Regions from separate parts of the Mus musculus genome. Here region 2 is linked to region 1. The links are chromatin loops, found by intact Hi-C in ENCODE. Cell type or tissue: heart. All regions are shown on one strand. Links, peaks and the distances in the headings refer to the core of each region. The heading gives the core; the rest is flanking DNA.

What was found. A loop is a pair of places that touch in the nucleus more often than their neighbours do. Peaks named below come from ENCODE experiments on the same cell type or tissue, not always from the same donor. Only the 100,000 strongest peaks of a DNase experiment are listed, where the experiment ranks them.
Region 2: a loop joins it to region 1, with 9 times the contacts of the local background. A loop is called at or near these places in 11 of 42 quality-filtered maps.

What each region holds. Positions count from the first base shown.
Region 1 is chr8:70,889,612-70,904,845 of GRCm38, reverse strand. Rpl18a (ribosomal protein L18A) reads left to right here and starts at 7,403. Exons shown (of 5, transcript NM_029751.4): 1 at 7,403-7,487; 2 at 8,534-8,713; 3 at 8,801-8,930; 4 at 9,137-9,246; 5 at 9,339-10,124. The coding sequence starts at 7,470. The coding sequence ends at 9,431. Mir7067 (microRNA 7067) reads left to right here and starts at 9,276; the gene lies at 9,276-9,338. It overlaps Snora68 (small nucleolar RNA, H/ACA box 68), which reads left to right and starts at 8,990; the gene lies at 8,990-9,087. It overlaps Slc5a5 (solute carrier family 5 (sodium iodide symporter), member 5), which reads left to right and starts at 12,089. Exons shown (of 15, transcript NM_053248.2): 1 at 12,089-12,541; 2 at 13,129-13,194; 3 at 13,517-13,568; 4 at 13,665-13,732; 5 at 14,475-14,629; 6 at 15,139-15,234. The coding sequence starts at 12,185. In heart, for the core only: CTCF peaks have their summits at 6,656 (motif pointing left), 7,617 and 11,074 (motif pointing right); DNase peaks (open chromatin) are centred at 6,625, 7,335, 9,075, 11,075 and 3 weaker places; H3K4me3 peaks cover 3,426 bases; H3K27ac peaks cover 2,464 bases; H3K27me3 peaks cover 1,204 bases.
Region 2 is chr8:71,195,658-71,210,891 of GRCm38, reverse strand. It overlaps Gm38415 (predicted gene, 38415), which reads left to right and starts at 3,944. Exons shown (of 5, transcript NR_131056.1): 1 at 3,944-4,166; 2 at 13,474-13,507. In heart, for the core only: CTCF peaks have their summits at 5,161 and 5,458; a DNase peak (open chromatin) is centred at 5,131.

The sequences.
Region 1 (15,234 bases), core at 3,603-11,602:
ACTGGTGTGATGCATCAGGAACCCAAATCAAGCCTGCTGCTGACAGACGTTCTGTAAAGGACTTCCCCAAGCCAACTTCCTCCATCAGTCCGTAGCATCAGCCAAGTCCTCAAGCCATGGTCTGAGCTTCCTGGATACTCTTTTGGCGCCAATATCCTTCCTGAATCCTGACTCCTCCCCCTTAACTGGTCAGCCTGCAGAAGTTGATGGCTTGTGATTTCCTCTGTTGTTATAACGGAAACAGAACTGGGATGGTCCATTCTCTGCCCTCTGGCTAAGATCCAGTGCAGAATGGGCTTGGCAGTGCATCTCCACACCCCTAACTCATCACAGAAGACTGAGTGACCTTGGACAGTCTGTGGCCACCCTGGGCTACATAGGGAGTTCAAAGCTAACCTGGAAAATAGAGCAAGTCCCAGGAAAGACTAGGGTAGTAAAATCAACACAAGCGACTACAGGGATAGCTCAAATCTTAAGAGGTCTTAACTGCTCTTGCAGGGGACTCACATTCCATTCCCAACACCCATAGCACAGGTTCCAACTTCATGGAACTCCTGCTCCAAGGGATTTGACACCCCCTCTGACCTCTATGGATGCTCTCATATGCACAGTCACTCAGACACTAAGAAATCTTTAAAAAAGAAGAGACAGGCATGTTGGCATGCATCTAATTCCAGCACACTGGGGAGGGGGCAGAAGCAGGAAGATGTCTGTATGTGGTTAGCTTTGTCTACGTAGAAAGGGTTTGGCCAGCCAGGGCTGCACGGTGAAATCTTACCACCACATCAGAGCTGGAGCTCTGGTGAAAACCAGCAGGGTCACACTCTCTGGTTCTGCTCTGTGCAGGGGACACAGTGGAGGCTTGAGGGTTCTGCACAATGGAGCCAACAGCACATCCCCCACTTTCCACTCATTCATTTACTCAGTCTTTTCATGCTAATGTTCACAGAGTCCCTCAGGATTTGAACCCAGGAGCCCTTGGCTGACTTGTGAGCTCTCCTGCTGCCTAAGGCTCTACTGTTCTCTTTTTTCCACTTCTATACATTCCACAGTGACCTCAAACTGATGAGTCTCCTGCCTCAGTCTCTCAGCTTTGGGCACAACAGACTGCATGCATACCACTTACATTAGTAGTGAGTGTTAATGTCATTATCTGGTCTCTGGGCCTGGAGCTCCACAGTACATCTCTGCCATGAGTCAGCTGGGGAAAGGGTTTTCATTAGGCTTTGTGGACCTCAAGTTTTGCAAAATACACACACACACACACACACACACACACACACACACACACACAGAGAGAGAGAGAGAGAGAGAGAGAGAGAGAGAGAGAGAGAGAGAGAGAGAGAGAGAAATGTCCTTGAGCTTTTCCTATCCCTACGGTTGGGAGTCAAGGCGTGGGGATTGCAAGTCTCCTGGAGAGAAAGACTCAGTGGTCACTTGGGACTCAGGTCACTTCCTTCACCTCTATCCACACCTAGATCCAGTCAGCTAATGGAGCAGCTGTCTGGTCCCCGTGGAGACAGGGATGGGGGGAGGGGAGGGAGGAAGCTGTGAGCCCTTGAGGCAGTCAGACTTTCTATTCCGCAACACTCCCAAGCTGTTTAGCCAGACATCCCTCTCTGCCTCTGCAGCCAGGCCTGGGGCTCCACATCACCAGCCACCCCTAGCCACATTCCAGCACTTTCCCTGGGGGAGTCTAGGCTGGCACCCTATCCCTGAGTTATAGCTGGTCTTTGCAACTTTGTGGGTTCTTTTTCCCACCCTTTATAGCCCAGTTTCACCCTCAATCACTACATAGGAGAGAAAGAAGGATAAAGGGGAAAGAGATCCCTGTTTCTTCGAGTATAAACCAACAAACCGCAGTCAACCCCCTTGAACAACAACCACCTATCCTATATCTATCATAGTATTTATTAGCTAGCAAAACCACATCTCCGCTAGAGCATGACATAAATCACAGCCAACTGCTGCAGCCAGTGCATAGGAGCCCCCGTATCTGCACACCTGGGGTTAAAATAAAAACACTTTCTTATGTTTCTGCATTTTTCAAGAAACCCAAATTCCAAAATTATCACTGATAGGCCAGGCCCCAGCCCCAGCCCCTCCCGGTGGGATCTTAGCCTGTCACACTTCCCCTGAGGCACAACCCCAGCCCCTCCCTGGGTGAATCTAGGCTGTCACTCTTCCTCTGAACCATGCCCCCAGCCAGTCTTTTTTAGGTAGACATAAAGGAGGCTCCCCTGGAACTTAGAATCTTCCCACCTCCACCTCACAACCATGGGCTGGCAGATGTGGGGCACCAAGCTTAGCCCTGTTGAGCTTTGTGAGCCATTGCCATAGCTCTGACAGCTACCATAGACTTACCGCCAGCCTCCTGCAGCTCCTGGAGTTCCCTGCGGGAGCCCTGGGCCAAGCTCCCTCCAGTTGGCACCAATCCCATGCCTTTCCTTTCTCCCTAACAAGCCAGTCAGACAGCTCCATCCCACCTTTAGCGCTGGCTTCTGTGACAGCATTCCCTCAGGCCAGGTCCTCTTTCCTCTTCCTCCCAACTCCTCTTTATTTCTACACTATCACGTCTGTACTGGTTGATTGCCGAGCCCCTCACACCTGCTGTTCATATCCAGCTGGTACTAAGTGAGGCAGTTACATGCAAATGACCCACAGGAACTGTCAACAATACTCAGTTGGTTTGCTTGTTTTCGGTATTTTGCGGGACGCCTGCTTGTTCATAGCTGTCCTGAAACTCACTATGTGGAGACTGGCCTGCCTCTGCCTCCTGAGTACTGAGACTAAAGGCAGGCTTCACCACCACCCAGTGAGTACTGAGACTAAAGGCTCCACCACCACCCAGCTTTACTTCACTTTCGTTTGTTTTGTTTGATTGTTTGTTTGTTTTTTGTTTTCTTAATGAAATCTTAATGTTTGATAATTCATGAGCATAGGTAACTTTTTAAAGATTTATTTATGGTTTATGTGAGTGTCCTATCTGAATGTTTCCCTGCATGACAGAAGAGGTCATCAGATCCCACTACAGATGGCATTACAGACAGCTGTGAATCACACCATGTGGTTGCTGGAAACTGAACTCAGAACTTCTGGAAAAGTAACCAGTGCTCTTCAAGGCTGAGCCATCTCTCCTGTCCTCTATTCAGGAATTTTTTGACATGTGTAACTGTGTGGAGGCCCTTTCAGAACCTCCATCTGAACTGAGAACATCTGGAACGAGGTGTGTCTTGCTATCAAAGATGGCCTCATTTTGCATTTCTCCTGTCTTAGTCTCCTGAGTGGCTGGTATGTCAAGTGTGTGGGTCCACACTCGGTAAAATAGGCTCTGCATGTGTGTGCTCATGCAACCACTCTTGTGCATGCGACAGAGGACAACTTTTAGAAGTAAGTTCTCTCCAGGCAGTGATGGCACACGCCTTTAATCCCAGCACTTGGGAGGCAGAGGCAGGCAGATTTCCGAGTTCAAGGCCAGCTTCACTCACAGAGTGAGTTCCAGGACAGCCACGGCTATACAGAGAAACCCTGTCTCAAAAAGAAGAAGAAAAGAAGAAGAAAGAAGAAGTAAGAAGAAGAGTTCCCCTCTTCCACAATAGTGGGATCTAGTGCCCTGATTCAGGTCCTCAGGCTTGATGCCAAGTGCCTGTGCCAGCTGAGCCAGCTGAATAGCTTCTTTTCTGTTTCTCTTTTTGTTTTGAGATCACATTTTATGTAGCTCAGGCTGACCTTGAACTCTTGATCTCTCTGGCCTCAGCCTTCCTAATGTTGGGGTGACAAGCAAGTCCCACCATACCCCTCTCCCTTTGCCACTTCCCTCTGTGGGCCTCACAGGGTAATGGAAAGACCTGGAGATGTTTAAAAAAAAAAAAAAAACAGGAGAGAAAACCAGTGACAAAGAGACTGGGGACAGCCCAGTGCCCAGGGCCAGCAGCAGCACTCCATGTCTGAGTCATCTGAGACATAGTGGACTGAGCCATGGGACTTCCAAATTAATAGGAATCCAACTGCTCAATGGTAAATATGAAGAAAACAAGAATGACATGACCGCATGACCCCAGGAGTGCTATGAGCACAGCCAGGGAACATCCCTGAGAACAGGGTTCATCACCACCAAGGGTCACTAGCAAGATACAAACATGGCAAACCAGCTCTCCCACCTCAGTCTCTCTGTCACTGGTTTTCTCTCCTGTTTTTTTTTTTTTAACATCTCCAGGTCTTTCCATTACCCTGTGAGGCCCACAGAGGGAAGTGGCAAAGGGAGAGGGGTATGGTGGGCACCAGGCACAAAAGTGGTGCACATATATACATGCAGGGAACACCCATAATAAAATAAAATAAATTATTTAAAGTCCCTGAATAAGCTGCACATGGTGGCACACACCTTAATGGGAGCATTGGGGAAGCCGAGGTAGACAGATCTCAGAACTCTGAGCTTGAGGCTAGCCTGGCCTACAGAGTGAGACCTTGTCTCAAAATAATAAAATCAAGTAATCAATTAAAAGTGTCATTTGTGCTGGGCGTGGTGGCGCATGCCTTTAATCCCAGCACTTGGGAGGCAGAGGCAGGCGGATTTCTGAGTTCAAGGCCAGCCTGGTCTACAGAGTGAGTTCCAGGACAGCCATGGCTATACAGAGAAACCCTGTCTTGAAAAACAAACAAAAAAAAGTGTCATTTGTGACAGGTGTTGTGGCAGATGCTTATCATCTCAGCACTGGTGAGGTAGGGGCAAGAGCAATCAGGGGCATTAACAACTACATAGTGAGTCAAGGCCAGCCTGGGCTACATGAAACCCTGTCTGGGTAGTAAAAAAAAGCATGTTGTCACAGAAGAGTTGGGCCAAGATTTCTTAGAAATTGTTTGTTTGTTTGTATGGCCGTATATTTTTAAAAAAAAGATAAAACTTTACTTTTAAAACAAAAGCTTTGGGCTGGTGAGATGGCTCAGTGGTTAAGAGCGCCGACTGCTCTTCCTAAGGTTCTGAGTTCAAATTCCAGCAACCACATGGTGGCTCACAACCATCTGTAATGAGATCTGACTCCCTCTTCTGGAGTGTCTGAAGACAGCTACAGTGTACTTACATATAATAAGTAAATAAACAAAAGCAAGCTTTGACCAACCTGGGCTACATAGGGAGGCCTAGTCTCAAAAAGCAAAAAGAGGGGTGAGGCCCTCTGAGGGTAGACCCTGTGGACTTGGCAGAGTGGGAAAGGCAGGTGTCCTGGCGCAGAGAAGGACCCAAGCATGGTAAACGTGGTACCAGCAGGTCTTGCCCTCTCCCTTGCTGAGCCATTAGATTACATTCCCCAAGCTAGCCACCAAGGGCTACTTCCTTATGCCTGAATAAAACACCAAGGTCCAGCTATCAAAAGTCATTATTTGTCTACACTAGCTGATCTGTCTAATCAGGACTTACCTAGTCACCCTAGCACAGACTTCCCTTTTTCTCCTTAAAACCCACTCCTGCAGAAGCACCTGCTATGCCCAATCCAGAGGCAGCTCCCCCCACCCCTGCTTGTCCCTGGGGGGATAAATAAATGTCCTTTGTACTGAGGATCAGATGTCTGGGTCTGTTCCTCCTCAGAGTGTAAGGCCTGTTGCAGACAAGGGAAACCCAGGGTACTAGGTAGTTTAGGGTCTGAAGGCATTTTAGGGTCTGAGGACTGGTTACAATATCCTGCCTAGTTCTGCAAGGCACAGGACTGAAGTTACTAAGGCAGGGACATCTCTGCCTAGGGACTGAGGGATAAAAGCAGGTGGCCTGAGATCCCAGATTAACAGGTGTACTGCAGAAGAACAAAGGCACAGGGGACAAGCCAGTCAGTGGACCTCAAAGTCCAGAATACTCACTAGCCTGTGGTGACAGGGCTGTTGTGACAGAAACCTGAGGTCTTACCAACAGGTGGCCCTGCTGGGATTCTTCATAGCCCCTAGGAGAGGAGCCATTTGGAGAGGAGGTCTGTTAAGGCTAGAGCCTGTCGCCACTCAGGAGAGGCCAAGGGGGGCATCTGCAAAGCAGGAAGTGAAACTGAACCGCCAGCACCTGTCCTGTTCACCCAGCTGAGGGTCTTGTAAACTCTGAATTTACATCAAAGCCCAGACCAAGGTTAAGGCTGGGCCTGTGGATACCAACTTTTTCCTCACACAGCTGTTTCTCCATTCCTTTCCCTGTGCCCTCTCAGGGCACAGCTTGCACCCCAGCATCTGTCCTGCATCTTACAGAATGTATCTACCCCACTTCAGCAGCCTCCAGAACACAGGTTGGAGCAATGTGTTCCAGCAGAGGTGGACTGTGTCCTAGCCTGCCCATTGCACACCGACATGTTATTAAGCTGTTTATTTTGGGGTGGGAAGGCTGTAAGATGAGATCTTTCTGTGTAGCCAAGGCCATCTTTCCTGAGCCTCCTGGCTCACTCTCCCATTTGTAAGACCTCAGGCATGCAACACCACGCCCAATTTCTAAATCTTACAACTATCTTATGGGACGGGGAGTGTTAATGCGGCTGGGGAAACTGAGGGATCACACTTGAATGCGCCTGAGCACAATGGAAATGGGGGACCTAGAAGCACACATCCCAGCATTGCATTGCGTTGCGGCTGAGCCAAAAAACGCGCTCGCCACCTAGTGGCCATTAGCGGAAACACACGGCGGATATTGTCGCCTTCAGGTACAGGACCTGGCCAGGAAAATGACAAAGTTAAGACAGAGTGACACAGCTCTGATACAATTCTATAAAGAAAATAGTTACGTGGGCTGGCAGGTGGCACACTCCAGCATCCCAAGAACTAGGAAGAGGCAGGAGAATTACAGTGAGTTACAGGCTAGTTTGGGCTACATTATCTCAATAAACAGTAAAAAACAAACAAACAAACCAAACTAATGACAGAGAAAAAGATAGATGGGGCTGGAGAGAGAACAGCAGTAGCTAAGAGCACATACAGGGATCGATTCCCAGCATTCACCTCACAACTTTTAACTCCAGCACTGAGGAACTGACGCCCTCTGCGGGCCTCCGAGGCACCAGACACGAAGGTGGTGCAAGCAAATAAAAAAGATGGATGATGGGTCATAGATGGGTAGATACACAGAAGGATGATGTAGAAAGTGGGAAGAAAAAGATGAAAAAAGAGAGAGACAGAGAGAACTAAAAATCCGGAATCTAACTAGGAACCACGATTACGCGTAGACTCCCAGGATCCCTCGCGCACGACGATGGGGCGTCCCGGGAGAAACTTGCAAAGGCCCGTCGCGCTGCTCTCTGGGAACTGTAGTCTCCGTGAAGAGAGGCGGGACTTATACGTAGCTGATCGGTACCCAATAAAAAAGCCAAGAACTTAGACCGCTACTAGCTGTACCCAATGGAAGCACCGCATCAGGAGGGCGGGACTTCCGTCAGAGACCATGGTGAGAGCCTGCGCGAAAGACAACACTTCCTTTTGTGACTGGCGGTGAACGAGTGCGCAGTGCCATGAAGGCCTCGGGCACGGTAAGGAGGCCGCGGCGGGGCAAAAGGTGCGGCGTTGGCGGCAGGGCCGCTCGGGTTGGCTGTGTCCTCCGGGGTGGTGGTGCGTTCGTCGCGAGGGTCCCTCAGCGGTTACGGGCAGCTCTCCTCGCCCACAGCCTCCTTGCGGCCAACATGGCGGCCGCCGCGTGCTGGGCGGCCGAGGACGGAGCGGGTTAGATCGGGGTGCACCGGAAGGCCCTCCGCCTTTTCGTGTATATCAGCGTTACACTCCTTTTCGTTGCCAAATCTAGCCCCGTGGTTCTTTTAGTCTTTTTTTCCTTCGAGACAGGGTTTTCTCTGTAGCCCTGGCTGTCCTGGAACTCACTCTGTAGACCAAGCTGGCCTCGAACTCAGAAATCCGCCTGCCTCTGCCTCCTGAGTGCTGGGATTAAAGGCGTGTGACACCACGCCCGGCTGGCTTGTTTTAGTCTCTTATGAGGTTTAAAGCTAACCTGGTCTATTTAGACTGGAGTGGACACGCGGCCCGCCTTAGGTTTAGAGAGCATTTGGTAAGCTTGCGGCCTGTCCCCAGCGCTGGCTACACCGAGCCTGCTGCCACTTATCTCGGCACTTGAAATCGAAGCAGAGCGTCGCTAGAATCATCCTTAGCTAGTTCTAAAGGCTGGCTGACGGTAGCCTAGGGTGCCGGATCTCATACTGGCCCCGGTGTGTTGGACACAATCCTTCGGACTCTTGGTGAAAAGCTAGTCTGGAATCGTCAATTAGTCCCAATCCAGAGACAGTTTCTCTGTAGAACAAATGGCCTTTTTCCTGCTCTGGGATTAAAGACGTGAGCCACCTTTGCCATCTTGGCCTGGAGTTTCAGGGAGAGCAGAGCAGCCTGCCACATGTAGACCCTGAGGCAGCTTCGTAGCGGAGCACAAGCCTTCTGACTTGCCTCACACTGGGCTCGAGTGTATGAGCCCACTTTGGACACCCCTGCCTGTGGGAGGACTGAATCTCAGGCCGGCTCTGCCTCCACACCCCTCCCCCACATAGACAACTTTCTCTCCTGACATGTCTTTCAGCTTCGGGAGTACAAGGTGGTGGGGCGCTGCTTGCCAACCCCAAAATGCCACACACCACCACTGTACCGTATGCGAATCTTTGCACCCAACCATGTGGTGGCCAAGTCCCGCTTCTGGTACTTTGTGTCACAGCTGAAGAAGATGAAGAAGTCATCCGGGGAAATTGTGTACTGCGGACAGGTGAGGTCTGGGGCCCCACAGGATGCCGGTCGCTGGGTACCATCAGAGCCAGGGCAGCACTCCTCATGTCCTCCCTACTCCCCACAGGTGTTTGAGAAGTCACCCCTGCGTGTGAAGAACTTTGGCATCTGGCTGCGCTATGACTCCCGCAGTGGCACACACAACATGTATCGGGAGTACAGGGACCTGACCACTGCTGGTGCAGTCACACAGTGCTGTGAGTCTCCAACCCTCTGCCAATTTCTGGCACCCAACCCAAGAACTGTCGCTGCCTGTAGCGGCTGTTTAAATAGTGGTGCACACAGCAAAGGGGCTTCGTCGCCTTTGGGGGGCTGTGCAGTGCCCCCCAGAGTGAATCAGTAGGCTCTACAGAATGTGGGGGCATTCTGGGTGGCTGGGGCTGATTTTCTTTTCTTTCCACAGACCGAGACATGGGTGCCCGACACCGTGCCCGTGCCCACTCCATCCAGATCATGAAGGTGGAAGAGATTGCAGCTGGCAAGTGCCGCCGGCCAGCTGTCAAGCAGTTCCACGTGAGTGACCCCGAGTGTGGGGCTGACGCAGGGCTGCAGGGGGTGGTTGCACACGGACAGTCTCTGGACACTGATTGCTTCCCTCCCCACAGGACTCCAAGATCAAATTCCCACTGCCCCACCGTGTGTTGCGGCGCCAGCACAAGCCACGCTTCACCACCAAGAGGCCCAACACCTTCTTCTAGACACAGAGACCCACTGAATAAAAACTTGAGACTGTCCTTGCTTGTTTGCTTCTATGTCCCTGGAGAGGTCCCAGTTGGTCCCGTCCCTAACAACATGCTAGCCCTGCTCACCTGCCTGTCAGCCTTGCTCAGTGGCATCTTTCCATAGGTGTGTATCCCCTTAGATTAGCTTCAGCCCCACTACGATTTGTCTAGGACATAGCCTGAGCCCTGCCTGTGACACTGAGGGGTAGCAGTCTGTTTCTGGACTCCAGGGTGCTGCTGTCTCAGGCCTAAGAATTCCAGACATGACTATAATCCAAGCCTGGGGACCTGGTTGAGCTTTTTATCCTGCTGGCTCTAAGCTTCAGCTAGGTGGAAATGAGGCCAGCCAAGCCCCACAGTGAGCTTGCAAGCTTTAGATGGGGACAGGGTTACGCTTTGGTGAATGATGGAGGAAACATGGGGGTTCCTTTTGTTGGGTGCAGCCAGCACGGCATCATCATGGTGCCCAATCTTGAAAGGGCACAGGCCTGAAGCTTCCTGGGACTGTTCTGTCACAGGGAGGAACCTACTGCAGTTGCCTACAATTGCTACCTCTGAGGGACTTGCCTCTGGCCCCTTGTAGACATTTCCATGTCTACACATGGCCCAGAGTACTTTCAGGGATAGCAATGTGTGAATGGCACTTAGAAGATAACATGTGAAAGCCATAAGAGGGCATCTGGTCTATAGATGATTCTTTTTCCCATTAAGTCCATTGGTCCCACATCAAAGGAATGGGTGACCCCTCAGACTGCATTGCTTCCCTGTGCAGAGTAGAACCAGTGGCTGCTGCTTTGGAACCTTGAAGAATCCATGAAAAGTTCCTTCTCTTAACCTGGTTTTGTCCCTAGCACCTGTATTAGGCCCACATCTGTAACTCTTGCTCCAGGATATCAGATGCCTCTGCAGGCGCCAGAATTCATATACAGCTCCCCTTCACCCACGTGCATAATTAAGTTTTGTTTTGGGGAGTTTGTGAAGATACCTGGTGTGAGACTAAGCCCAGCCCTCAGGGAGGCAAAGACAGATCTGAGTTCGAGGCCATCCTGGTCTAAAAGGTGAGTTCCAGGACAGTCAGGGCTACACCAAAAGAAACATTGGGTAGGCACACGACCAGCCCCAGCTCTCCCTGATGCTAGGCACAGGTCATGACTGCAAGTGTTGTCCCAACATGGCAGTCCCGCTGCCTCGGGAAGACTCTTCCCTCCCTCCTGCGTTAGTGCTTCTTCCCATTCAGAATACATGTGTCATCTCATCTTAGTTCTACCCATTCTGAAGCCTTGCAAAAACCTGAAACCCCGGGCTGGAGAGATTGGCTCAGTTAAGAGCACTGACTGCTCTTCCAGAGGTCCTGAGTTCAGTTCCCAGCAACCACAATGTGGCTCACAACCATCTGTAATGGAATCCAGTGCCGCCTTCTGGTGTGTCTGAAGCCAGCTACAGTGTACCCACATGTAAATATAAAATAAAGTCTAATAAGAAGAGAAAAGCCCTTTCAACCTCATCAGTAATGCCCTCAAGCCCGCCTGCCACCTAGGTTTAGGAGACTGCCCTAGCCAGGCCTCCCTCCTAACCAGCACCTCCAGGCAGGCAGTCCAGCCAGTATACAGCATATGAGGCCACCAGGGGGCGTGTGCCTTAGTTTTACTTATCAGACCACCCGGGAAGTACAGACGTGGCTCAATAGGGAATCAACCCTGAACACCCCAGAAACGGCCAGTTCTCCAGAAAAGGGTCCCGGTGACAGTTCTGCATCATCCCAAGCCCTGGGTCCCTTGAAAGCCACTATCAGCAAACTTCTGTTCTGGACCCAGGTATGCCAAAGTACCTGCGACAAGAAGGGAGAAATGGGTATCCAATGAACCCTCACTTGTCATCCCAGCACTAGGGAAGCCATGGCAGGATTGACACACCTTTGTGGTCAGCCTGTGGGAAAGAAAGGAAGAGAACAGGAAAGGGGAGGACAGCCAGGTCAGGTGTAGTGCACACTTGTGTTCCTGCCGGTAGGGTGGGCCTTGGTCAGGACTCCATACCAGCCTGAGCTACATGAGACTCAGCCTCAAACGCGTGCGTACACGCATACACACACACACACACACACACACACATACACACACATACAACCATAGGTCCAGACTGCCCTGTGCAGGTAGGGAAACTGAGTCCTAAACAGAAGGAAGAAATTCTCCAAAGAGAACCTGAGTGCCTCCCACCGGGTTAGCAAGGGTGGACAGTTCCTTCTCCCACGCTGCGGAGAAAGGCAGATGCTCTCTGGGGGGAAGGCTCGAGTCTCGTTTTTCCTTATGGGGCCCGGAAGTCCCCGAAAGTGAACCCCAGTCCTGGGTTCCTCGTAGCTCTGGTTCCTAACTCCCGCAGGCTGTGTGAACAGAGGGGAGCGGAGGTCTGAGCCGTCCAAGGCCCTTCCTGTCTGTTCACAACTCTACACGGAACAAGCCCTAGATGTGGGAGAAAGTGTCAGGAGACGCTAGTGTCCCCCCAACCCCGTTGCCCGCACCCCTGAAGGCCCGCTCGCCCCAGGACGGAAAGGGTGCGGGTCGCGCCCGCCTCCCAGGCTGGGGGCGGGGCCGCGCTGACCCCGGAGCCCAATAAATCCGCCGCGCGAAAAGCTTGTGGGTCGACGGCCCAGCAGGAACTCGCGCTGCGACGACGCTCGCTCTGAGAGTCCCCGACGTCCTCCGCATCCTCTCCGTTCCGAGTTACCTGTCTCCATGGAGGGCGCGGAGGCAGGGGCCCGGGCCACCTTCGGCCCCTGGGACTACGGCGTGTTCGCGACCATGCTGCTGGTGTCCACGGGCATCGGTCTGTGGGTCGGCCTGGCCCGCGGCGGCCAGCGCAGCGCCGACGACTTCTTCACCGGGGGCCGGCAGCTGGCGGCAGTGCCTGTGGGGCTGTCGCTGGCCGCTAGCTTCATGTCGGCTGTGCAGGTGCTCGGGGTCCCCGCGGAGGCAGCGCGCTACGGTCTCAAGTTTCTGTGGATGTGCGTGGGCCAGTTGCTCAATTCGCTGCTCACAGCCTTGCTCTTCTTGCCGATCTTCTACCGCCTGGGCCTTACCAGCACCTACCAGGTAGGGGACTTGGTCCCATGGGAAGGTTCCGGGAAGATGCCGCGGGCACCGGGCAGGGCCAGGAAGGAGGAAGAGCCAGTCCGGGCCCCACAGCTCGCAGCAGCCTCGGGGCAGTGGCCTCCCGCTGACACCTGTCCCTGCGAGTGCCCGTACCAGCCACCCACCGGCGCCCGACAGAGTTCAAACGCCTGCAGTGAGGTGTAGGATTTCCCAAACGCTCAACAACTGTAGTGAAAACGGAATAGCATCCACTTGCAGTTTCAGCACTAGGGAGATTGAGGCAGGAGGATTGCCATGAGTACCAGGCCAGTTTGGACTCCCTAGGGATACCCCAGTTTCAAATCTGAGGGCGCAACTAGGCACCCTGAAACAACGGTCCAACAAGTGTAGCGACAATATGAAGTCCCATGTGTGATATCTCAGTACTAGAGAAGCTTTGGCAGGAGGATTGCTGCGAGTTCCAAGCCGGCTTAACCTACACAGAGACTCTGTAAGCTCAGTTGGGCACTCCGGAACAGAGTAGAAACAGTGAGGATGGCTGAGGGGTCACTTGCCCGGTAACCTCCAGCCCTTGGCTCCCTCTGCAGTACCTAGAACTGCGCTTCAGCCGAGCGGTCCGGCTCTGCGGGACGCTGCAGTACTTGGTGGCCACGGTGAGCGAGCTGCCCGCCCTGCCACGCCCACACGAGCAATTATCATAGCCCGCTCCAACCTGACCTCACGCCACACCCCTCATCCTACCTGGCCCCGCCCCCTTCCAGCTTGAGCTAAGCTTCTCTGGGACATACAAGGACCACGCCTATAGCTCTGCCCTCATTCTGCCTATGGGCACCCTCTCACCTAGCTCCACCCCATCCTACCTAAAAACACCTTCTTGCAACCTGGCTCCGCCCTTTCTGCCTGATCCGCGCTCTCTTCTTTCTGCCTCCAACCCGTTTGCCCGCCCCTTGCCATCACCGACCTCCCCACCCACAGATGCTGTATACTGGCATCGTGATCTACGCACCTGCGCTCATCCTGAACCAAGGTCTGGCTGTCGGGAGCGGGAGGGGCCAGGAGCCCAGGCTGGACCCTACATGAGCAGGCAGGATGAGGGAGACCTGACAGGGGGTGTGTTTTGCAGTGACCGGGTTGGACATCTGGGCATCGCTCCTGTCCACAGGAATCATCTGCACCTTGTACACGACCGTGGTAAGTGGGTTGTGGTGGCTGACACGCGGAAAACCTCAGGCAGGCAGCACCACTCCAGCTTCCTGGCACCTGAGGTAGCCGCAGCCTGCCTAACTGTGCCCGTGTCCTCTCCTACATAAAGACTGATAGACATGTGAGCTTCAGGTGCGGCTGGATCCAGCAGCCCTGACAGAGCTTTACCTTCCCATGGTCACTCTGGTGCCAAAACTGGCCCCCTGCCTTTCCTGGCTCCTGCCCAGCAGTGAACTGGTTTCAGCTGGATCTGCCTGAGACTCTGGCCTAGTCTTCTCCTGGTCCCCTGATTGGCTGTGCCACCTAAGGGACTGGCATGTTCTGGTTGCTGTTTATGTACGGCGATGGAGGCTCAGATTTCTATGAATGGCAGGGAGAAATACATTTGTGAATCAGAAGTAGCTGCTTGGCTCCTTTCACAGCAGCATTGGGGAGGCTGGAAGCTTGTAAGTTCTAGGCCAGTCTGAGCTACATGGACCAGAAATAAACAAAAAGGGATAATGATAATACTGGGTGTTGGATTGTTTGCTGGGATGCCTGGGGCCATTGCGTCTGTTCCCCCTTACCTTATCTAATCCTCTGACTGACCATAGAAACACACAATATTTCACAGATGTGCCACAGGAAGCCAGGCAGGGTGAGCTGGGGGTGCTCTTCAGCCTTCTCCCCACGCAGCCCTGCCCCAGCAGCCCTGGGCGGGTTTGTGACCTGTATCCCCTCTCCCACACAGGGTGGTATGAAGGCCGTGGTCTGGACAGATGTGTTCCAGGTTGTGGTAATGCTCGTCGGCTTCTGGGTGATCCTGGCTCGAGGTGTCATGCTCATGGGGGGCCCCTGGAACGTGCTCAGTCTCGCTCAAAACCATTCCCGGATCAACCTGATGGAGTGAGAGATGGTGCCTCACTGTGCAGCCCAGGCTAGCCCCACTTCTGTCCCTCAGCCTTCCCAGCACTGTGTCTCAGAGGGGAACAAAACTCAACATAGAAAACTCCTACTCATACTTCAAAACTCACTGCAAATGTCCCCTTAGGATCTAGAAAAGGCATAGGTGATCTGGGGAGGGTGACATCCTCACATGGTTGTTTTTGTTGTTGAGTTTGTTTGTTTGTTTTGTTGTTGTTTGTTGTTTTGGTTTTGGTTTTGGTTTTTGGTTTTTCGAGACAGGGTTTCTCTGTACAGCCCAGGCTGTCCTGGAACTCACTCTGTAAACCAGGCTGGCCTCAAACTCAGAAATCCTCCTTCCTCCCAAGTGCCGGGGTTAAAGGCTAAAGGCATGCTCCACCACTGCCCGGCTTGGTCTTTTTTCTTGTTTTTTTGTTTTGTTTTGTTTTGTTTTGTTTTGTTTTGTTTTGTTTTCCTCACATGGTTGTTAACCTGCCTCATTCCCTACTCAGCTTTGACCCTGACCCTCGGAGCCGCTACACCTTCTGGACATTTGTAGTAGGTGGCTCCCTGGTGTGGCTCTCCATGTATGGTGTGAACCAAGCCCA
Region 2 (15,234 bases), core at 3,186-11,185, 310 kb before region 1:
TAGAGAGTTTTTCAGTTTCCATAAATTTGTAAGTTTTCTGTCCCCCACAGCCCTGTGGTGGTTGATATTCTGTTTTAATCCATGGTTTTCTGACAGGAAGCAAGGAGTTATTTCAACTTTCTTGTTGGAGAAGACTTTATTTTCTGGCAGAGTATGTGATCAGTTTTGGAAAATTCCATGAGGTTTGGAAAAGAAGGTGTATTTTGGGGGGTTGGGTTTAAAGTTCTGTAAATATTTGTTAGGTCCATTTAAAGATAACAGCTATTAGCTGCAGTATTTCTCTGTTTAGATTTTGCCTGGATGACCTGTGCATTGGTTAGAGTGGGTTATTGAAGCCTCCCATATACAGTGTTTGAGTGTTAAAATAGGATTTATACTTTAGTGGTGGGTTTTTTTCTTTCCCTTCTTCCTCCTCCTCCTTCTCCTCCTTCTCCTCTTCTTCTTTTACAAGAGTGGGTGTCCTTGTATTTATGGCATAGATTTTAAGACTGAAAATGTGAAGTTAGTTGATTTTGTTTCCTTTGAAGAGTATGGGGTGTCTTTTCACATCTCTTTTGATTCATTTTGGTTTGAAGTCTATTTTGTTAGATATTAAAAATGGCTGTACCAGCTTGCTTCTTTAGGTATATTTGTTTGGAATATCTTTTTCTAACACTTTATTCAGAGATAATGTATAAGCTTAATATTGAGATGTTTTTCTTGTATTTGGCAGAAGGATGGGTCCTATTTTCCAATCTATTTTGATAATCTGTGTCATTTCATTAGGATATTGGGTCAATTGTAATTGAGAGATATCAATGATCAGTGTTGGTGGTGGTAATGGTGGTGGTGGTTGTGGTCTCTGCATGTGTGTGTGTACATGCAAGCATTTTCATTCTTTGTTTTTGCTGATGTGATCTTATTTACTCCCTGTATACTTATGAGTGGAGTTAGCTTTGATTTTTCTTGAAACATCTTCTGTAGGACTGGATTTATAGATCAATAATGTTTAAATTTTACTTTATTATTTACAACATCTTTGGTGATGAGTTTTACTATAGTTGTACTATAGTCATTGACAGTGTGGCAGTAATCTGGGTTGCTACCTGTGGCCTCTTAGAGTCTGTAGCACAGCTGTCCACCCTTCTAGCTTCTAGTGTCCCCACTGAGAAGTGAGGTATAATTCTCACAGGTCTATCTTTGCATGTTACTTGGTCTTTTTATTTTGCAACTTTTAATATTCTTTCTTTGCTCTGTATACTTAGTATTTTAATCTTTATGTGGCTGGGGATTTTTTTTTCCTGGTCCAATCTATTGGTGTTCTCTGTGCTTTTTGCACCTTTCTGGGCATCTCACTCTGTAGGTTAGGAATATTTTCTTCCATGATTCTATTGAAAATACCTGGGCTTTTGAGCATGGATTCTTCTTTTTCCTCTATTCCTATTATTTCTATGTTGGTCTTTTTATACCGCCATAGATTTCCTGGATGTTTTATGTTACAGATTTTCAGACGTAACATTTTCTTTGATTAAGGTATCCAGTTCTATCATATCTTCAATGGCTATGATTCTCTCTTCCATCTCTTGTGTTGTGTTGAAGCTTGCCTTAGTAATTCCTGTTCACATTTGTAAATGTTTCATTTCCAGTATTCCTTCTATTTCTGCTTTCTTTATTGTTGTATTTCCATTTTCAGGTCTTGAACAGTTTTCCTTCTTTTCTTCATCTGTTCATTTTTTCTCAGTTTTCTTTAAGGGATTTATTCATTTTCCTCAATTGTTTCTGTTTCCCCGGCTTTCTTTGAAGGATTTATCCATTTCCTCGACTTGTTAGTTTGTGTTTTACTGAAAAATTTAAAAGGGGATTTAAGCACTTCTTTTAAGTTCTATTATCTTCTTATATTTGGTTTTCAGATCTTTTTTTCTTCTTCAGTTACATTGGAATAATCAGGGCCTGCTGTGGTAGGATAGCTATAGGTAGGATAGGTGATGAAATATTGCCTTGCCTGTTATTGATTATGTTCTTATGCTGTCATCTAGGAATCTAGGTTCGGAGTGATTTCAGGTCTAGGTGCTGAATTCTTGATTTGCCTTGGTTTAGTGGATATTTTGTTACTTAGTGTGATGGTTAGTATATTCTTGGGCCAGGGAGTTGCACCATTTGGAGGTGTGGCCTTGTTGGAATAGGTGTGACCTGGTTGGAGTAGGTGTGTCACTGTGGGTGTGGGCATAAGATTCTCACCCTAGTTGCCTGGAAGTCAGTCTTCCACTAGCAGCCTTTGGATGAAGACGTAGAACTCTCAGCTCTGCCTGCACCATGACAGCCTGGATGCTGCCATGCTCCCACCTTGATGATAATGGACTGAACCTCTGAACCTGTACACTAGCCCCAATTAAATATTGTTTTTTATAAGACTTGCTTCTTGGTCATGATGTTTGTACAGGAATAGAAACCCTGACTAAGACAAGTTAGTACCAGGGACTGGGGTATTGCTGTGATAGGCCTGACCATGCTTGTATTTGAAAGAATGTGGATTTTGGGACTTTGGATTTGGAAAGCAGTGGATTGCTTTAAATGGGGATTAATGGATCATCCTAGTAGGAATATGGAAGACTTTGTTGCTGGGAGTAATTTGAACTGTAATTTGAACCTGGCCCAAAAGATTTCAAACGAGAAGAATTTCAGAATGTGGCATAAAGACTGTTTTTGTGTTATTTTGGTGAAGAATGTGGCTACCTTTTGCCCTTGTCTGAAAAGTCTGCCCAAGACTAAAGTGAAGAGACTCAGATTAATTGCATTGACAAAGGAAGTTTCAAAAAGCCCAGCAGAGACTTTGTTTTCTGGTTAAGTCTTATGAAGAGAAGTTTGAACAAGCAGAGCAAACTTAGAAAGGAGAAATATAAAATATATGGTTCAACTATTAAAGAGGTACCAGGAAGTGAAATGGAGCAAAATCCTGTGTTCTGGGAAATAACAGATTAAGGGAGTGGAACTTTAGGGCAAGTTCCTACCCAGCTAAATTTAGATTCAGGCCTGGTGGTACACACCTTTAATCCCAGGAGACAGGCATGCTGATCTCTGCGTTCAAGGTCAATCTACAGAGCAAGATCCAGGACAGCCAAGCTTAGGCAGTGAAGGATTTGGAAAACATAAAGCCAGTGACAATGTAATAGTACAAGGAGGTTATGTTCTAGTTCCTGCAAGCAGCAGAACTCAGCAGCTCAGCCATGTGGCTTTGGCTTTAGAGTTAAGAATGGAAGGAACTATTGGGACAATTGATGCTGGTTAGCTGGAGCTAAGAAATTAGCAATGATTAAGAACAGACCATCATCATTGAGGTGAAATCTTCTGGAAATTGTTTTCTGGGGGCACAAAGAAGTTGTGTTCCAGAGATAGCCAAGGTTGTACCTCAAGCTGCGGCTGGACTTGGTAATGTGTAATAGTCACCCAGGTGGTACTGGTTTTGAAGGCATGAAGGTGTCATGAAGAACAGCTGAGGCTTGGCATTGTGAGAGGTCATGAAAGGCCATTGGAGAAGGTGTTGAAAGATCCTGACAGAATGTAAAAGGTCATAGAAGCCCTGAAAGTGGCAAAATAGATTTCATTGTTAGTAGAAGTAGCTTCACTGATTTAGAAAAATAGAGGTGCACAATGCTCTGGCCACTCCTTGAAACTGTGTGTCTGCCAATGTCCTGACCGTTCCTTGAACCCAGGTATGTGCCCACTGATGCACCTCACTGCCAGATGTTTGTGATATTGGGATAGAATCAGAAAATCTCCCCAGCAACCACAGCTGGGGCCAATCCGGAGTTACTGCACCAGCATTAGACTCTTTCCTTGTTTCCCTCCCATACCCATTTCTTGAGAAATCAATCATTTTACATTGCTTAGATCTGGAAATCCCCTACTCCCCCCTTCTTCTTTCCCCCCCTGAGGGCCTTAAAAACTGGCACCCCTTTCCCCTCAGGGTCAACTCCTTTACCCCTGCATGGGATATGAGTCATCCCCAGAGCTCTGGCTTTCCCTGAATAAAGCCTCGAGTGGTTTGCATCAAGCTTGGTCTCTCGTGGGTTCTTCGGGGTCTGCTATTATCCTGAGACTTGAGTGAGGGTCTCCCTTTCATTGGTCTTTCATTGGGGGCTCATCCAGGATTGGTGCGACCACCCATATCTCCGAAGACCCACTTGGAGGTGAGATTTTTTTGTCTAAAAATAATTCTGTGAGCTGGCGAGGTTCAGTGCTGAAATTTGCAGCTGCGATGTTTTGTGAGAAACGGAGACCCACTCCTCAGGGTGAGGCATGGAGTGTGAACAGCAGACGTGCTGGAATCACTGGCTGTGCCACTCTGGGGGATGCCCCGAGCGAGGGGAAGGACTCCAGTCTGGGGTGGGGAGTGAAGAGTTGGTAGTCTTCCTAGACTGGAGGACTTACGCACTTCCCCGACCTTTTGCATTTCTGAATTGGTTTTGTCTGTCCGTTAGAAGATGGGCATTTCCCAGTGTGTATGTGTTTTTTGAGTCTGTTTCGTGTTTTCCATGATATTGGACAATAGGACAGACTTTAACGACCCCCCCCCCAAGTTTGACTTTAGACCACTGGACTGAAGTTAGATCAAGGGCCCATAATCTTTCAGTAGAAATTAAGAAGGGACCTTGGCAGACTTTTTGCGCCTCCGAGTGGCCGGCTTTTGATGTAGAATGGCCACCAGAGAGGACTTTTGATTTGACTCATATCTTTGAAGTTAAAGCCATTGTTTTTCAGAGCGGACCTAGAACTAGGAACTAGAACATAACCTCCTTGTACTATTACATTGTCACTGGCTTTATGTATAGAATTCACTGCCATAAATCAAACCATGGATTCCCCGAGCGTCTCGGAGCACCCCCCCCTCTCATGCATGCGGGTGGGTGAGGAGCACAGCTCCCTCTCTTTCTGCCCTAAGAAGCAGTAAGCACAGCAGTGGTGGCAGCAGAGGCAGTGGCAGTGTGGACCCTGCCTGGACCAGTGCGCTTTCTGGCCCTGCAGTGAGAAGGTGCATGGGGCTCCCATGTCCTCAGTGCCAGCTCCTCCTCCAACTGCTCCTGCTCCCCGAGCCTGAACAAAAGTGAAACCAAAAGGTTCCTCCCAAAACGGAGCCTCCTCTTCAACCCACAGCTCCCCCCAAGCTCCTTCCACTCCACCCTACCTTCTACCCCGACTGGGTCCTGCTTCTCAGCAGCCCTAAGACCACTGGTGGCACGCCAGAAGATCTGTGACTGGGACCCAGAGCCGACGAGCCCAGAGTCCCCCAGCAGATGGCGCTCCTGACACCACTTCTGCTTTTCCTTTGCGAGCTGTAGCCGACCTGCCCTCGGACCCACAATCTCTGCAGACCCTACCATGTCTCCTTTTCTGAGAATCTGGCCAGCCTGATGGCCGGAGTCTCTTATGTTTTCTCATCAACCCACTTAAGATGATTGTCAGCAGCTCCTCCAGGTTCTGTTTACCACTGAAGAAAAAGAGCGCATTCTCCTGGGGAGGCTCAGAAAAATGTTCCTGGAGTGAATGGAGTCCCAACCAACCTACCTAATGAGATTAACGCTGGGTTCCCTCTGGACTGGCCAGATTGGAACTACAACATGGCTCAAGGTAGGGGGAGGTTGGCAGTTTACCATCGGGCTCTGGTCACAGGTCTAAAGGGAGCGACGAGACGCCCCACCAATTTGGCTAAGGTAAGAGAGGTGATGCAGGGCCCTACAGAGCCCATGTCTGTTTTTCTGGAAAGATTGATGGAAGCTTATAGATGCTATACTCCTTTTGACCCGGCCTCTGAGTGTCAACAAGCCTCAGTTGCTATGGCTTTTATAGGGCAATCAGCATCAGATATTAAGAGGAAGTTACAGAGACTAGAAGGATTACATGCCATGGCTTTACAAGATTTAGTCAAGGTGGCAGAAAAGGTGTATCCCAAGAGAAAGACAGAGGAAGAGAAGAAAGAGAGGGAAAAGTGTGAAGAAGAAGAGAGGGAGAATAAGAGGTATAGAAGACAGGAGAGGAATTTAAGCAGGATTTTGGCCGCAGTAGTAGGGGAACATAAAAGAGAGAATAGGCCAGAGAATAGGCAGACAGGGTACTTGGGTAACAGGGAACCTAGACCTGGAAAAAAAAAAGATCTGTCCAGAAGACTTTAGAGAAGGACCACTGTGCCTATTGCAAGGAAAAAGGACTGTGACTCAAATACCAGCACTGGCTACTCCAAGATAGGTGAGAGAATTCTTGGGCACCGCTGGGTTCTACAGACTTTGGATACCTGGGTTTACCACAATGGCTGCCCCCTGGTACCCCCTGACCAAAAAAAATGGAGAATTCTGATGGTCATCAGAACATCAGAGAGCCTTTGAAAATATTAAAGAGGCCCTGTTGACTGTGCCAGCCTTGGCATTGCCAGATCTAACCAAACTCTTTATCCTCTATGTTGATGAGAGGGCAGGGGTGGCCAGAGGAGTTTTTACTCAGGTTCTAGGGCTATAGAAGGGGCCCGTGACATATTTAAAAAGTTGGACCCAGTGGCCAGCGGATGGCCCACGTGTTTAAAGACTGTTGCTGCAGTAGCCTTACTCATTAAGGATGCTGACAAATTAACTTTGGGACAGCAAATAACTGTGGTAGCCCCCCACTCTTGAAAGCATTATCCACCAGCCCCCAGACCAATGGATGACAAACGCCTGGATGACCCACTCACTACCAGAGTCTGTTGCTGACTGAATGGGTCATGTTTGCTCCTCCTGCTATCCTCAATCCTGCTACCTTCCTGCCTGAAACGGATGACTCCTCACCTGTTTACTGCTGTGCGGACATCCTTACAGAAGAAACTGGGACCCCTTCCCCCTCGGGGTCGACTCCTCTACCCCTGCATGGGATATGAGTCGTCCCCAGAGCTCTGGCTTTCCCCGAATAAAGCCTCGTGTGGTTTGCATCAAGCTTGGTCTCTCATGAGTACTTGGGGGTCTGCTATTATCCCGAGACTTGAGTGAGGGTCTCCCTTCAGAGGTCTTTCAGTGTAGCCTCAGCTGAAGTTGATGGCCCAGGACTGAAGGGGTCATGCAAAAGATTTGAGGCTTGGGACCATGAAGAGAGCCTATGAAAGGCTATTGGTGAAGCCTAGTTGGAGTGGAACACCCTAGTGTATTGGAGGTGCCAGTATCATGGAATGATCACCAAGAACAGCAGCCATAGTGAAGTGGATCAACCTGAGCTTAGAGTACTACAGAGTGCAGAGCTAGAGAAGTGATGCCAGCCCTTAGGAGGAACCCAAAAGATCAAGTGGAATCCCAGACACTGAAACAAGAAGCTGTAACATTGAAACTGCCTTGGAGACTCAAAGATGTTAAAGATGCAAGAGCCATGGGATACATGCTGGGGAAAGCTGCTAACAGGGAGTGGAACCAGCCCAGGAGAAAGCAGTTTGTTGTAGTTAACAAAGATGAAAAAGGAGTGGAGATCTGAAGACAGCTTTGACATCAGCCATGGAGATGCAGAGTTTGGAATTTGCCCAGCTAGATTCCTGTCTTTCTTTGGGGATTACAGTTAAGTGATTGGATGACTCTCAGGAGAGACCTTGAACTTTGGACTTTTAACATTGTTGAGATTGCTATATACTATGAGGACTTTGAAAGTTGGACTAAGTGCATTTTGCATCATGCTATGTTTAAGTATGGCCCCCCCATAGACTCATGTGTTTGAAAAGTCTGAGGGGGCCAGGGAGTGGAATGTGATGGTTAGTATATTCTTGGGCCAGGGAGTGGCACCATTTGGAGGTGTGGCCTTGTTGGAAAGGTGTGACCTGTTGGAGTAGGTGTGTCACTGTGGGTGTGGGCATAAAATCCTCACCCTAGTTGCCTGGAAGTCAGTCTTCCACTAGCAGCTTTGGATGAAGACGTAGAACTCTCAGCTTTGCCTGCACCATGACAGCCTGGATGCTGCCATGCTCCCACCTTGATGATAATGGACTGAACCTCTGAACCTGTAAGCTAGCCCCAATCAAATGTTGTTGTTGTTGTTGTTTTTTTTTTAAGACTTGCTTTGGTCATGGTGTCTGTTTACAGCAGTAAAACCCTAACTAAGACACTTGGTGTCTGTTTCCTCTCTGGATTTTCAGAGAGTGAGTTGACCTGTTTTATTTGTTCATTGATGTGTTCACAGGAAATTCCTACTTGTGTCAGATGATGGGTAGTTGGCATGATTTAGAGGAAGAAAAGTTAGAGGAATGGGTCTTTGTGATCCATTCATAAAGAATTCAGAGTGGAAAGAGAGACCACAGTAGGTTTCTGCAGGGCAGCAGGCATGGGGGAATAAAAAGGATGGGAGAGAACCCGCATCCCGCCAGAGTTCTGGTGCTCTGGGCAGGCAGATGTGGAGGACTGCCACGTGCTCTCCACGCAGCCCCAGGTGGGTTTCTGGCTGTGTGAAGCCACAGAACCCTTTCGGGGGGCGGGCCAGGGTTGGGTGGATGGACAGGGAGCAGTCCAAGGTCTCTGGGCCTCACAAAGGCCAGAGATAACAGTTTCTCAGTCTCCAACATCCCAGATGTTGCTGTATGTTGAGGAAGCACTGAGAACAAAGTGGGGGCCCCAGGGGCAGCTCAGCCAGCCCCTGGGCCGAAAGGGGGAGAGGGAGTGCTAGGTGGTTCCCACTTGGGTGAGAGTCCTTACTTAGTCCAGTCCGTGGCTGGAGTGCAGGAAGGCCTTCTGGCAGAAGGTTAGACACGGCTCTTTAGAGGAAAGCCTATTCCATTGCTCAAGCATGGTGGATCTTGATGAACAGAGACAGTCTATGGTTTTAGAGCTTTATTGTAGAAAGGCAGGGAGAAAGAGAGAAAGACTGGCTATGGCCATGTGGAGAGAAGGGGAAAGGGAGGGAGAGAAAGTGAGCTAGAGATAAGAATGAGAGGTAAGAGCTTAAGAGAGCAAGGAGGGGCCTAGCAGTTCCTTTTATAGTGGACTGGGCTACCTTGTTGTTGCCAAGTAACTGTAGGGAGGAGCATACCTGGCTATTGTCAGGTAACTGTGGGGGTGTAGTCTAGCCAGAATGCCAGGAGCTTGGGACATTGTCTGCATGACTTATAGTCACAGGATTATGGAGTTGGGGGCTCTATGGTGTCAGGCACCTATGTGTCTGGGAGCATGGCTCACTGTTCCATCCCTTGTAGAGTTTCTATTGGGTCTCCAGAGTAAGTCTCGCTTGACCAGAAAACAGGCTGCCTTTCACAGTCCCACAGGTTTCTAGCTACAGAGGTGGGGATGTGGGTGGGTTGGATTTCAGAAACAGTAGGAGCAGTATGGGTCTGCCTTCAGACTACATGTTGCTCTGAGAACAGCAGCCCTTGGGTTAGTAAGGGTACCTGCTGAAGTTAGCATCTGGGATACAACAAAATGAATGGTGGAAAGGAACTTATAAGATATCCCTTGGAATCCACAGGAAATATGGGCAGGGCTCAGGAAGGCTGAAACTGGTGCTCTGTTGCAGTGCTTGGGACAAGACTCTGGAATTGGGTCTAGGGAAACAGAAGGGCAGGCAGTCTGTGGATAGCCTATCTGGCTTTCTGACAGGCCTGGTCTATAGTTTAACAGGGCACCAGGGCCAAATTCCTGAACAGAACACCAATGGCTTGTGCTGTAAGATCAAGAATTGACAAATGGGACCTCATAAAATCCCAAAGCTTCTGTAAGGCAAAGGACACTGTCAATAAGACAAAATGGCAACCAACAGATTGGGAAAAGATTTACTGACCCTACATCTGAAAGAGGGTAAATATCCAATATATACAAAGAACTCAAGAAGTTAGACTCTAGAGAACCAAATAACCCTATTAAAAAATGGGGTAAAGAGCTAAACAAAGAATTGTCAACTGAGGAATATTGAATGGCTGAGTAGCACCTAGAGAAGTGTTCAACATACATAGTCATCAGGGAAATGCAAATCAAAACAACCCCGAGATTCCACCTCATACCAGTCAGAATGGCTAAGATCAAAAACTTAGGTGACAGCCAGATGCTGGCGAGGATGTGGAGAAAGAGTAACACTCCTCCATTGCTGGTGGGAATGCAAGCTGGTACAACCCCTCTTGAAATCAGTTTGGTGGTTCCTCAGAAAATTGGACTCAGTATTACCTGAGGACCCAGCTATACCACTCCTGGGCATATACCCAGAAGATGCTCCAACATGTAATAAGGACACATGTTCTACTGTGTTCATAGCAGCCTTATTTATAATAGTCAGGACCTAGAAAGAACCCAGATGTCCTTCAAAAGAGGAATGGATACAGAAAATGTGGTACATTTACACAATGGAGTACTACTCAACTATTAAAAAAGATGATTTCATGAAGTTCTTAGGCAAATCGATAGAACTAGAAAATATCATCCTGAGTGAGGTAACCCAAATGCAAAAGAAAACACATGGTATGCACTCACTGATAAGTAAATACTAGCCCAAAAGCTAAAAATAACCAGGGTACAATTCATAGACCACATGAAACTTAGGAGAACCAAATTCTTACAGGAGCAAATATGGAGATAAAGTGTAGAGCAGAGTCTAAAGGAAAGACCACCCAGAGACTGTCCTACCTGGGGATTCATCCCATATACAGTTACCAAACACAGACACTATTGTGGATACCAAGAAGCACATGCTGAAAGGAGCCTGATATGGCTGTCTCCTGAGAGGACCTACCAGAGCTTTACAAAAACAGAGGCAGATGTTAGCAGCCAACCATTGGACTGAGCATGGGGTCCCTAATAGAGGAGTTAGAGAAGGGACTGAAGGAGTTGAAGGAGTTTGCAACCCCATAGGAAGAACAATAATATTAACCAACCAGACCCCCCCAGCCCCTCAGAACTCACAAGGACTAAGCCATCAACAAAGCAGTACACATGTCTTCAGCTATATTCATAGCAGAGGATGGCCTTGTCATGCATCAATGGAAGGAGAGGTCCTTGGTCCTATGAAGACTCGATAGATGCCAGTATAGGGGAATTGAGGGTGGGGAGGTGGGAGTGGGTGGGTGTAACACCCTCATAGAAACAGGGGGAGGGATAATGTGATAGCGTGTTTCCGGGAGGGATGAAAACTGGGAAAGGGGATAACATTTGAAATGTAAATATAGAAAATATCCAATTAAAAAAGAGATTTTTTTCTAATTCTATCATGTTTAATGTTCCAAATAAATTTTAAAAGTGGTTGAGTGTGTTTTATTTTTAGCTTCAGAAGACATCATTTATATTTAAGAGGAATTTCAATATTATAAATTATTTTGATGACTTTAAAATGTTGATTTTATAATAAATTTTATTAGTTTAATAAAAAAGCAGGTAGTTAGGCACATGACACCATGACAACTTTTTCTTCTGTTACCTGCCAATATTTGAGAGTCAGGAAGAAGAATTACACATTAGCTTAGTGTTGCCATTGTGAAAGATGTCTCTCTTTTGTTTTTATGCATTGACTGTCTTTTGACTCCTATACTACACATATTCCATTTTCTTTACATTTGTGTGTGTATATATATATGTACATATATATATATATGTATGTATATTACACATACATACATTATAGTATTTTGGTGTGGTAGATCTTTTTATAGGGGAATTGAGTCCAATGTTATTGAGATATATTAATAATCAATGGTCACTATTTACTAATATTGTCAATAGTGTGTGTGTGTTTGTGTGTGGTGTGTATGTATGTGTCTGTTTTAATTCCTTTGTTTTTGCTGGCATGACACGATATATTTCCTGTGTTTTCTTGGGTGTGGTTCACTGTATTGGATTGGAATTTTCCTTCTAATATTTTATGTTGGGCTAGATTTGTGGATAGATACCATTTAAATTTGGTTTTGTTATGGAATGTCTAGTTTTCTCTATCTATGGTGATTGGAAGTTAAGCTGGGTATAGTATCCTGAGGTGGCATTTTGTCTGCAAGACATCTGAGGAGGCCTGTCATTCTGGCTTTTAGTGTCTGTTGAGAAGGAGCAATTCTGATACATCTGCCTTTATGTATCGCACTTGGCCTTTCCCCCTTGAAGCTTTTAAGATCCTTTCTTTGTTCTGTAGATTTTGTGTTTTATTACATGGCTGGAGGATTTTCTTTTGGGGTTCAGTCTATTGGTGTTCTGTAAGCTTTTATACATATACAGCCATCTCTTTTTTTAGGTAATGGAAGTTTTCTTTCATGATTTTGTTGAAGTTTTCTGGGATTTTTAACTGGGAGTCTTCTCCCTCTTCTATTCCTATTATTCTTAAGTTTGGTTCTTGTATAAGTTTGGTCCCAAATTTCCAAAAGTTTTGTGTGAGAAACTTTTTAGATTTGGCATTTTCTTCTACAATGTATTAATTTCTTCTATTGTATAGTGTATGCCTGAGATTTCTCTTCCATCTCTTATATTCTGTTGGTGATGCTTGTGCCTGTAGTTTCTCTTTTCTTTCCTAAGTTTTCCATCTTCAGGGTTGCCACATTGTTTTTTCCTTATTGCTTTTATTTCATTTTTCAGGTTTTGAACAGTTTTATTCATTTCCCCCAACTGTTTGAATATATTTTCCTGTATTTCTAAAGGGAAATGCTTCCTCTTAAAAGGCCTCTACATAGTCATTGTATTTTACTTTATGTCTTTAAGAGATTTATTTACTTCTTTAATGGTTTCTATCATCTTCATAAGATGAAATTAAAGGTCATTTAAGGAGATTCAAGGCCTTGCTCTTCAGGAGTGTTTGAAAATCAGAGGTGAGTTCTGATGATGCCATATTAGACTGACTTTGTTGGTTGTGTTCCTGTGCTTGCCTTTAGCCATATGGTTATTTCTGGTGTTGGCTGGCCTGGTTGTTCTTGGTAGTAACAGGCTTCTGGGACTGGTTGTCCAAGGTGGCAGCAGGCCTCCCTGTAGGCAGCCAGCCTTGTGGGCCTGGGGATTACAGGTAGAGTTGTTGAACTAGAAGATGGAGCTCAGAAAGGATTGGGCAGATATCAGATTTCACATTTTCTTTGACCAAAGTATCAATTTTTTTTTGTCATGCCTTTTGCACCTGAGATTCTGTCTTCCATCTCTTGTATTCTGTTGGTGTTGCTGTGTCTGTAGTTTCTGTTTTCTTACTGAGGATTTTATTCCCAGCACTCCCTCAGTTTGTGTTATCTTTTTATCTTCTATGTGCATTTTCAGGGCTTGAACAGTTTGATTCATTTCCTTCCCATTTGATTGTATTTTCCTGTATTTAAAAGATTTATTCAATTCCTATTGAAAGGTCTCTATTATCTGCATAAGAGTTGACTTAAGGTCATTTTCATTTGTTTCAGTTATATTGGGGTACTCAGAGCTTGCTGTAACAGGATATCTCTGCTATGGTGGTGCCATGTTATCCTGGCTGTTATTGGCTGCGTTCTCAGGTTAACCTTTAGCCATCTGGATTTTGCAGTTAGTATAACTTTAGATGATAATTTCATAGTTTACCTTTTGTCTTTTTTAGGGTCTTACTGCTGTGAACAGACACCATGACCAAGGTAACTCTTATTAGGACAACAGTTAATTGGGGCTGGCTTAAATGCTCAGAGGTTCAGTCCATTATAATCAATGCAGGAACATGGCAACATCCAGAAAGGCATAGTGCAGGAGGAGCTGAGAGTTCTACATCTTCATCTGAAGGCTGCTAGCAGAATAGTGGCTTCTAGGAAGCTAGGATTAGAATTGTAAAGCCCACATCCACAGTGACACATCTACTTCAACAAGGCCACACCTGCCACTCCCTGGGCCAAGCACATATAAACCATCACACCTTTGTTGGATGGGTGAGGCTTTTTGTTTGGTGTGTGTGTGTGTTGATTTTTTTCAGGTTTTGGATGATGTTTCCCATGTTATTTATATTCTGCCTTCTGGCCTGAGTGGTTTGGGCCTCTGGTGACTATTGGTTCTTCAGGTCAAGTAAGGTGTCTCCCCTAGTCTCTGCATGCCCTATGGTATTTTGGGTGTTTATCTTGCCTTTGAGGTTTCTAGTACCACCCTAACCTGGTGTCCCTGGTGCCAACTGGTCTCAGGAAATGCATGTCTAATTGTTGATCAGACTGGAGTACAGGAAGTGAGGTGCAGTTTATGGCTCTTTGGTGTGTTTTCAGGAAATTTGTCTTTCGAAGGCTTGGGACAAGTTCTTACCTAGTTGTCCCTGATAAGAGCAGGCCTCTGAGAAAGGAGGTAGCATTGAAGAATTGAAAATGGAGCACAAGAGACAGGGTCCTCTTTATTGCTGTTGGGTGTGCTTTAAAGTGACTTGGGGGTTCAATTGCTTGGAGCAAGTTCTTACTTTGTTGTCCCTAGTGCCAGAAGCCCTCTGGGGAGGCAGGCAGAGTTGTAGGCTGGAAAATGGAACACAGGGGATAAGATGCTGTCTATTGTTCTTTGATGTGCTTATACCGGATGCTGACTGACTTCCTGGCAAGCAGGCAAGGTTAAAGGTTAACCTGAGAATACAACTAATAACAGCCAGGATAACATGGCACCACCAGAGCAGAGATATCCTGCCTCAGCAAGGTTGAGGGCCAGATAATGAAGCAAAGGAGACAAGGTGCATTTTATCACAGTTGGGTGTGTTTTAAGGGTAATTACTAATGTACTTCTAATACTAATACTTATTTTAGTATAATCCCTAAAGGATCCAAATGAAAGTGTTCTCAAATTCTTTTGATCTCGAAAAGACAAGAAAAGAGCCCTGGGTCCTGTGAACCTGTGAATCTGGAGAAAAGTATATAATTTGAGCCTCAGACAACTCACTAGTGTCTTGAGTCAGCAAGTGCCACATGTTTTAAAGAATGCCACAATCACGTTCTTAATTATACCATAGTCCCTATAAAATAGATTTTCCCGCAATACTTCCAAAGTATTCTACTAAGGGAGTAGGAACAATTGGATCCATGTGCAGATAGGAATCAAATACTCAGAAGTCAAAGCAAGGGTTCAAGGCTAAGAAGGAAAGTGTTACAAGGGTTAAAATTGACGAAGAGGAGTGGAGTGGAAGGTACTTAGGAAGGTAAGAGAGTGGGAGACCTGGAGTAGAGTCAAGGTAGGGTCTGCAGGGATAGGAAAACCTACAGGAAAAGGGTAAGCAGTAGGGTACAAATGAACAGGCCAAACCTGATGTCATTGTTTTTTGGACTGTCGTTGAGTTCTGTTAACCACAACCTGGGTTGGCATAGATTTTGGCCAGACATAAATCCCAGAGTATTGAGTTTCCAAATGT